Linked DNA regions of Homo sapiens: region 1 is linked to region 2. The links are chromatin contacts, found by Hi-C or POLR2A ChIA-PET in ENCODE. All regions are on one chromosome and are shown on one strand. Each heading gives the region's core, a stretch centred on a gene start or an enhancer-like site at or near the end of the contact. The rest is flanking DNA. Distances are from core to core; before and after follow the strand shown.

Evidence for each region. Hi-C counts contacts between places; a loop is a spot of excess contacts on that map. ChIA-PET counts read pairs that join two places held with the same protein, here RNA polymerase II (POLR2A). Pooled maps may share reads with other maps.
Region 1: a map of chondrocyte shows a loop between it and region 2 (2.0-fold over the local background). The contact joins two enhancer-like sites. A Hi-C loop is called at or near these places in 1 of 168 maps with a recorded cell type or tissue (chondrocyte), 18 of 37 single-sample maps with no recorded cell type and 10 of 50 pooled maps. POLR2A ChIA-PET finds 5 or more read pairs at or near these places in 5 of 52 experiments (GM12878, HEK293, activated B cell and 2 more).

Annotation. Positions count from the first base shown.
Region 1 is chr2:156,535,538-156,539,642 of GRCh38, forward strand. All of the region lies in intron 6 of GPD2 (glycerol-3-phosphate dehydrogenase 2), which reads left to right. Among named protein-coding and RNA genes, the nearest start is that of GPD2, 100 kb to the left of the region's middle. RefSeq lists an enhancer at 3,114-3,173. Within about 2 kb of position 2,659, at least 2 of the 41 ENCODE cell types and tissues checked have a DNase peak (open chromatin) inside an H3K27ac peak, as active enhancers do.
Region 2 is chr2:156,403,325-156,407,870 of GRCh38, forward strand. It overlaps a transcript of GPD2 not described here. Among named protein-coding and RNA genes, the nearest start is that of TRG-GCC2-2, 4.4 kb to the left of the region's middle. Within about 2 kb of position 2,372, at least 4 of the 41 ENCODE cell types and tissues checked have a DNase peak (open chromatin) inside an H3K27ac peak, as active enhancers do.

The DNA of each region.
Region 1 (4,105 bases), core at 1,409-3,908, 130 kb after region 2:
CAGCATCTACTACCCAGATTTTCTTGTTGTTGTTTTTTTTTGTTTTGTTTTGTTAGTTGTCTTTGTGGCTTACCTCTTTATTTGTGTAGCCGCCCTTTCTTGTCTTTTGTTACATCTTTGATTTGGAAGTGAATTAATAAATGAATGTCAAGTGTTCCCAAATTCTGTTTTAAGAATAATCTAGATCTTTTAAAGCTTCGGTAATGTGGGCTTTAAAAAATCTGTGATTGCCCAACTGGTTTATGTCAGCATTTTGGAAAGAATATCAGTCTTTAAAGCGGTGTTAGAGATATAAACCCTCTGGGGAGTGAAGAATGCCTGGTGCATGCTAATTTTGTACTTATCCAGGTGGAAGAGAGAGAGGAATAGCCAAAGCTATAGATAGAACAAAGGCATGTCAATTGCAACCTGGTCTCAGTTTAGGCTTAGCTCTCCTCACCAATCCCCTATCAGGATATTAGTGGCTTATTTATTTATTTTTAACCTGTATCATATTAAGCTCTTTGACAAATCGCATTTTGATTTATAGTCTGTGCTTCTGGCATGTGCTTTAATGGCATTAGCCAACTCTAGACACATACTGAATTCATTATGTACCTTATGTATGTAAGTAGTAATACTTCCTTTTAATGAACATACGGTCACGTCAAAGTGCTGCGAGGTTGTTTTACAAAAGCATCTTTGTGTAGTGCTCCTCAGAAGTTTTGAGATGAGTATTAAGTTGAAGATTAATATGCTGTATTTTAAGTTGTATTTTAGTGGAGTAATGTATTATAATTTTGCCCTCTCCTTAAGGTGAGTAGACTATTATAGTCTGAGTCTTTGATTCTTAGGCTTTGGTTCTTAATTAGAATTCAACATTGTTGACATGTAAATTGTGACCAGATGAATTCAAAACTCAAAAAGTAAAATTGCCTTTGAATTTGTATCCTCAGCTACGATATTGATTGAAAATCGATGAGTAACTCTTATTCTTGTTTTCTATAGGCAGTAAGAAATTCACAGAATCTATTTACAGCTATACGTGACAGCACTTAACCTTGACTATGCCTGCTAAAAGGTTTCTTGACTTTAAAATGTGGATACTCTTCAAGATTTGAGGGCAGGGCTTCTCCTAAGGTAGAGGCAGAGAAGTAAACCAGCAACAAGTAGGGCTCAAGATCTAGCCTGTCTGATCAGGCTTCCAGACCAAGGAGTGGCAGCAGTCCAAACCACCTGTCTCTGCTGACTAGGCAATCTTAATAGCCATCCCACTCCTCATCAGTACGTGGGATCTGAGCACAGGTCTAAGCAGATTAATAGTTTTCTTAGTGAAGTGATCCATGGAGTCAAATGCATGACAGTATCTTCAGGATTCTGTGGGAAGAGGAGGGGGTCTATGGAGGACACTAGGTCATCCCCTTGAAAAGAGAGATAGAGACCATTACTTGAGGGAAGAGCTAAGCAGAATGTCAGAGCTTTGGCTAAGCAAACAGATATGAGCAGAGTTCTAGTTCAACTAGGAGCACAGAGTGAGAACCAGATATTGGGGCAGGAACTCTTCTGTTTGACGTCTACAGTGGGAGAGACTGCACACCTGTGAGCACAGGGATTCCTTTGTGTAGGGGTTCCTTAAAGACAGATAACAGTTTATGGGCAGATAACAGTTTCCAGAGGGATGGGGCTCCCTGTATAATGCCAGGGGCTGCCAGGATTGACTTAGGATTGACTCAGGGACTGCGTGGGGCTGACCCTGCAGGTTGAATGCTGTCAGTGATTACAACAGGGCAAGGGCACCTTGACTGTCTCAGAAACTAATAGAATCTTTCTTTGACAATAACCACTGGCGAGCATTTCCAGGAAGTCTTTGAAAATTGCTGGGAGTCTGGGCAAGAAACTCCACTCACTGAAAGCATGGTATTTGATTCATTATAAAACAGAAGGAAAAACATTAGTAATAGACGTGGTATGTCCCAGCCTTGTATAGTTGAAAGTAAAACTAAGTCATACGTTTTCAATTTGGTGTGACATTGTCTAATTTCTAAATTTATTATTATTTTGAAATTATAGGAAATGATTAGAAGTATGAGGGTGTGCTTCTTCTGTTGTTTATTTTTCACATTTGAGTCTTACTACATGTCACCATTGTCCAGCATTTCAGAGACAAAGGGAGTATTTTTGACATTCATTAAAACTGTTTTGGTGAAAGAGCTGTATTACGGTACTATTTAATTTTTATAATAGTTTATCAGAAATGAGATTAGAGCCTATTTATTGAATTATCTTATTTTGAAACTCTCACATATTTATTGAGTACAGATTAGAATCAAACTGTTTAGAATATTAGAAAAGTCTTTTTCAAGTACAAAGGGCAGAGATTATATCTGTAGGTAGTTCCCCCAAACCCCCGAGGGGAAGTTTTGTTTTAAATGTTTACATGTTTTATATTGACACATTTGTTGGCTTAAAAAATATGGCAATAGCATCTAGCATAGTGCTAGATGTATGTGGTTGCAATTTGACATTATTTTATTGATAACTATATTGTGTATAAACTTTCTTTTCATGTCTTTTTATGTGAGAGACATCAGATATTCTACTAGCTGTTAGGAGGTAGTGAAATTAAGTTGATTCTCACAGTATTTGCATCTCAGTCTTCTGCCTCAGCATGTGACCTTGCCTGTGAAGGTTCAGAATAGCTGTTTTATTATTTCGCTTAGGGTGATCGGGCTCTGGTAAATTGATTGGCACTAGCCCAACTCACAGCCTATTGAATCATGAATTTATTACTTTAGGCAACAAATAGTTTAACACCTTCCTACATGCCATACATTGTTGTCCTTGCAGGAGGTAAACTCTTGGAGAAGATGGTGGGGGATAGAACCAAGTTCCTGCCCTTAATTTATTCATTCCTATGAGAAGTGAAACATTCATGTAAAACAGATGACTCAGATTGCTGTTAAAAAAAAAAAAAAATCCAGTAGGGCAAACCTATTTGAATAACCAAATTAAGATCAGGATTGGCTGGGTGTGGTGGTTCACGCCTGTAATCCCAGCACTTTGGGAGGCCAAGGTGGGTGGATCACGAGGTCAGGAGATTGAGACCATCCTGGCTAACACGGTGAAACCCCGTCTCTACTAAAAATACAAAAAAATTAGCTGGGCATGGTGGCGGGCTCCTGTAGTCCCAGCTACTCGGGAGGCTGAGGCAGGAGAATGGTGTGAATCCAGGAGGGGGAGCTTGCAGTGAGCCGAGATCACGCCACTGCACTGCAGCCTGTGCAACAGAGCAAGACTGCATCTCAAAAAAAAAAAAAAAAAAGATCAGGATTTTGCCTAGTAACTATAGAGTTCAAGCAGAAGCAATGAAATGGTCTAAACTATAGCTTAAAAAACAATATCTGTTAAAGATATCTTTGTCAAGTAAGTCTGAATATTTTGCTTTTATAGTTAAAAAGATAATTAAATTCTGACTTTTTCATTTCATCTTTTAGAGTCTCAAGCCCCATATAAAGTTTCCAAATAAACATTAATTCTGGGTTGCTGAGAGATGTTATTCTGATAACTGAGGAATGTTTATGATTGAGGTATTAAATAAAAGGTTATCTTAACAAAAGGAGAAGGAAGGTAAATGTAGTAGAAGGCAATCTGTTAACAATATTAGCTTCATTCTTATAATGCTTTGCAGTTTACAAATGCTTTCACATATGCTGGAATCTGATTATTTCAGCGGTTCTAGGGGATTGGTAGAGAGGCTGTTGTTAGACCTACTTAATAGATGAAACAGACTCTGATGAGGAAAGGGACGTCCCCAGAACCTGAGTTAGTGGCTGGTTGGGTCCTGAACTCACACATTCGGAGTCTCCAGCATCAGTGCTCTCTGATGGGGGCCAAGAGTTAGCCTGCTTTTCATGTAAATGCCCTAGTACACATTCCTTTCAGACAATCAGGACATTGGGTTCAGGTCAGACTGATTTGATAACAATTTGATAAGGTGTGGAATCTTCCTGTGATTAAAGAGAGAAATCTGATAAGGTACAAGACTTACCATGAAACAGATAAAGGCTCTCTCAAAAGGCTGCCTCCAGTTAGAATTCCCCAGCTGGTCCTTGGCACATGGTTCCAT
Region 2 (4,546 bases), core at 1,122-3,621:
TCCCTGCCAATGAGGGCAAGAATAGTCAGCTAGGAGTTTCTGGGAAAGATGATACGGAAGATCTCTCTTACCCTTTCTCCTTGTATGAGGGTGTAATGCTTGGAGCTGCCCCAACCATCCTATGACTTGAAGGAAGACAGAGGGTGATCCAGCAGGAAAATAGAAAAAGGCTCTACACCATCCTGACATTTTTTATGCAGACTTTTGGTTAGGTAAATTAAAGAACTCTATTGTTTAAGTACGTTTGAGTTGAGGATTTTGTTACATGTAGCCAAAAGCATTCAAAGGGTGTGTGTGTGTGTGTGTGTGTGTGCGCCTGCATGCATGTGCATCCAGCAGTCCACCCAACTCCTTCTGGTACAAGAAACCTTCTGTTCTATAGATAATCAATACTTTGAGATTTGTGTTAGGTTAACTTGCCTCTTTTTCTGTATTTCTCTGTCACAATAGCAGGTGTGTAAAACAGGTCTCGTCAAATATTTTCCCTTGGCACTGCACTTTCTTAGAGATGGGTATGTGACTAAATCTGGGACAATGAAAAGTCCTTGCCGAAACTCTCTTGCAGAAGTTTTAAGTAAAAACTGTCTTTTTGCTGGGTTGTTCAAACAGGTTGAGTGTATAGTTTGGGTTGTCCAGAAGAAAGAGACAAACATATTCCTAATATGATATTGAGCCACTAGAAGCAGCCATGCCCGACTAGAAAAAATTCTGGATTTTGTGTTTATATGAGTCAGTAAATTGCCCTTAAACAATAAGTGGTGGGCTAAGTGTAGTAACTCACACCAGTAATCCTAGCACTTTGAGAGGCCGAGACAGAAGGATCAACTGAGGCCAGGAGTTTGACACCAGCCTGGGCAACATAGTGAGACCTTGTCTCTACAAAAAATAAAAATTAAAAATTAAAAAAAAATTACCCAGGTGTGGTGGTACACACCTGTAGTTCCAGCTACTTGGGAGACTAAGGTTGGAGGGTTGCTTGAGCCTGGGAGTTTGAGGCTGGCTGCAGTGAGCTATACTGTGCCACTGCACTCCAGCCTTTGCAACAGAGCAAGACCATGTCTCTAAAAAACATACAACAACAACAAAATTAGCCTTTAAACTTAGTTTGAGCAGTATTTTGCTAGAATCTTAACACAAATTGAGAAACAGTTTTACCCCAAACATGGTAAACTTAGATAACTCATTACCCAGGATGTGATATAGACTAATAATATTAAAGTTTAAGAAAAGTTTAGGCCAAGTGTGGTGCCTCACCCCTATAATCCCAGCACTTTGGGAGGCCGAGGTGAGTGGATCACCTGGGGTCAGAAGTTCAAGACCAGCCTGGCCAATGTGTGAAACCCCGTCTCTATTAAAAATACCAAAAAAAAAAAAAAAAAAAAAAAAGCTGGGCATGGTGGTGCGGCTGTAATCCCACTATTCAGGAGGCTGAGGCAGGAGAATCCCTTGAACCCAGGAGGCAGAGATTGCGATGAGCCAAGATTGTGCCATTGCACTCCAGCCTAGGGAACAGAGTGAGACTCCGTCTCCAAAAAAAAAAAAAAGAAACATTTACATTTAGAGAAATTCGTCGATGATGATAACACTACAAGGAGACAACAAAAACCATGAGAAAATTTTTAGGACACATTCCCAGCTTGTTGGAATAAGGTAAACTCTGTTGCAAAGAAGGTTCGGAGCATTTGAAGGAATATTCAGGCAACAGTGTGACAGAGAAGTAGAAAGAGGAGAAACTAAAAATAGAGAAATCCATTCAAGAGGTAGTTAGAATAGGAGTAGAGAGGTGACGAGGTCCTGAACCAAGGCCACAGCTCTAGCATGAGGTGCATGGCAAGACAGAAGGAGGAAGAAAAATTACTCTAGGAATCTACCTTACGTGCTTGATAGACTTGGGGTGTAGTGTAGAAAAGTAAGGAAGAGAAAATACTGGAAGGAAAGGGGTGGTGTAAAGCGCTCATTTTTGGAAATTCTGACTTTGAAGTAAGTAGGAAGAGGTGCCTGCTAGGTGGTTAGATCAACCCCAGGAGAAATCAAGGCTACAGAAGTGGATTTGGAAGTCAATCACCTGATGGGTGAAATGCAAAAATGTGGAAATGGAGAATATCACACAGAGAAAAGAGTGCTGAGGACGCAGCCTTAGGGAATGACAAGAATTGAGGAGCCAAAGTTGGAGAAACAGGACAGTGGCATCTGTGGAGGCAGGCAGAGCCCCACTTCTTTTGCTAATTCTGAATAATAAAACATGACAAACACATATGTCACAGTGTTTCATAGATATACTGTGTAGTAATCCTGTTTCACATCGGGAATGCTGTAGTAGGCAGTGATTTCATTATCCACGTGATCAAGCTTGAAGAGATCAGAGGATGACCAACAGTGCCTTCTGGGTGGTGCACACTAACACTTCCCCTGGTCTGCTCTGTTCCCATGCTCAGATAAGAAGCTCCCATTGAAGCTGGTAGAGAGAAGGAAAGCACTTGAGCACTGTGAAGTGTTACACAATCTTCTCTTTTAGGCAAGCCTGGCCATTGTGACACCCAGTGCGACAGGCAGGGGTTGTAAGTTGCATCATAGCACCTTGGAGCACTTGCTCAAGGTACCAAGTTCCTAGCTGGTGTTAGCTCATCATAGAAAAGTGGCCAGGCTTATATCATCTGAAGAAAGTAAACAGTTCAGAAACAGAAATAGTTCATATAATACAAAGTCACCAAAGCAATGCCTTTTTTTTTTTTTTCACCTGTGAGTGATCGTATTGATTTAATACACACAGCTTATTTCTGTCCCAGGTTACAAACTAGCCCTAGGGAAACGGTGGAGCCAGTCATTTGGATTGCCCTTTACTGGCTGGGAATTAAATCATTACTTATTCCATTTTAGAATCACAAGTAGTACCCTAAGGCCTACTTTCCTAAGGATTAAAATCAAGGCATGGAAGTGAAGAATCCAGGTGTAATTCTCAGATGCATGCAGATGTTGAGAATGCAGCAATTTTTCCTGGAAAGCTGTCACTGCAAAATCATCCTGCTCACGATATGCTCATTCCTAGTTCTCAAGCATATCCAATTAGTCAACAAGCCTGATTTCTCCTTTTAAAATGGCACTGACTCTTATTCTCCCTCCTCATGCCAATCTCTCCTACACAGTGCAGACAATTATCAGCTCACTCCCTGGGCTACCCAGGAAACCTCAGATTTCCTCTGCCATCCTGCATGCTGCTACCAATTGCATTTTTTCCTTTCCCTCCCCTACTTCTCTCTCTCCCTCCTTTTCTTTCTTCCTTCCTTAATTTTGGAAAATTCAGTCATTTCTTTATTCCAAAATTGAATTAATTTTAAATCCATACAGAGTCCTCATGGTGGAGGAAATGTGAGTGGGAATTCTTTACCTTTCTCTTGACTCTCATCTCTGGGTGAAGCATTTATTCAACTACTTCAGAGCTGTGCCGCTTGGCAGAAATAGCTTTCACTTCCCTTCCTAAAGCTCTTTCTTCTTCTTCTTCCCAAGTTATTTGGGTCTTTTAAAATATATGTTTTTTTCATAAGAAACCCACATGTATGGTGCAAAATTCAAAAGGTATGAGAGAGTATTCATTGAAAAGTATGCCTAGCCTGGCACAGTGGCTCAGCCTGTAATCCCAGCACTTTGGGAGGCCAAGACGGGCAGATCACCTGAGGTCACGAGTTTGAGACCAGCCTTGCTAACATGGTGAAACCCCGTCTCTACTAAAAAATACAAAAATTAGCCAGGCATGGTGGCTCATGCCTGTAATCCCAGCTACTCGGAAGGCTGAGGCAGGAGAATCTCTTGAACCCAGGAGGTGGAGGTTGCAGTGAGCTGAGATCGCACCACTGCACTCCAGCCTCAGCAACAGATCCCAGGTTTCCTTTCCTAGAGGAAACCATTGTTATCAGTGTCCTGTATTTCCCTTCACAAATATTTCTATGTGGATATAAACATTGCAACTTTTATTAAAAAAATTTTTTTAATCTCTTTTTTGAGAGACATGCAATTTATTTTTAAGCACAAATGGTACATACTATACATACTGTTATGCTCATATCCTTTTCTCCCCCCAGAAATATATATCTTGGAAAATTATCCTTCTTAGAACACATAGAGCTAACTTTATCTTTTTAGTGGCTCTATGTTCATTTTTTAAACTGTCTTTTATGGACTAGGAATTAAAACATTATTTTTTCTATCTCACAATAATAAGCAGTACCCCAAGGCCAAGTTTCCTAAGGATTAGAATCAAAGCATGGAAATAAAGAACCTAGCTGTAATTGTAAGATGCATGAAGACAGTGAGGTACCATAATTACCTGAGCCAGTTCTTTGGCAGAGGACATTTAGACTGTTTCTAATCTTTTGCTAGTAGGAACAATGCTACAGTGAATGCCTTGAATGAATGCCATTTTGTTCATGTATGAGAACACCTGCAGGATAAATTCCTGGGAGAAAAATTGCTAAATCCAAGGGTGAGTACATTTTAAATATTGCAAAATTACTCTCCAAAAATGTCTATTTTTCTTAATCATTGCATTTAT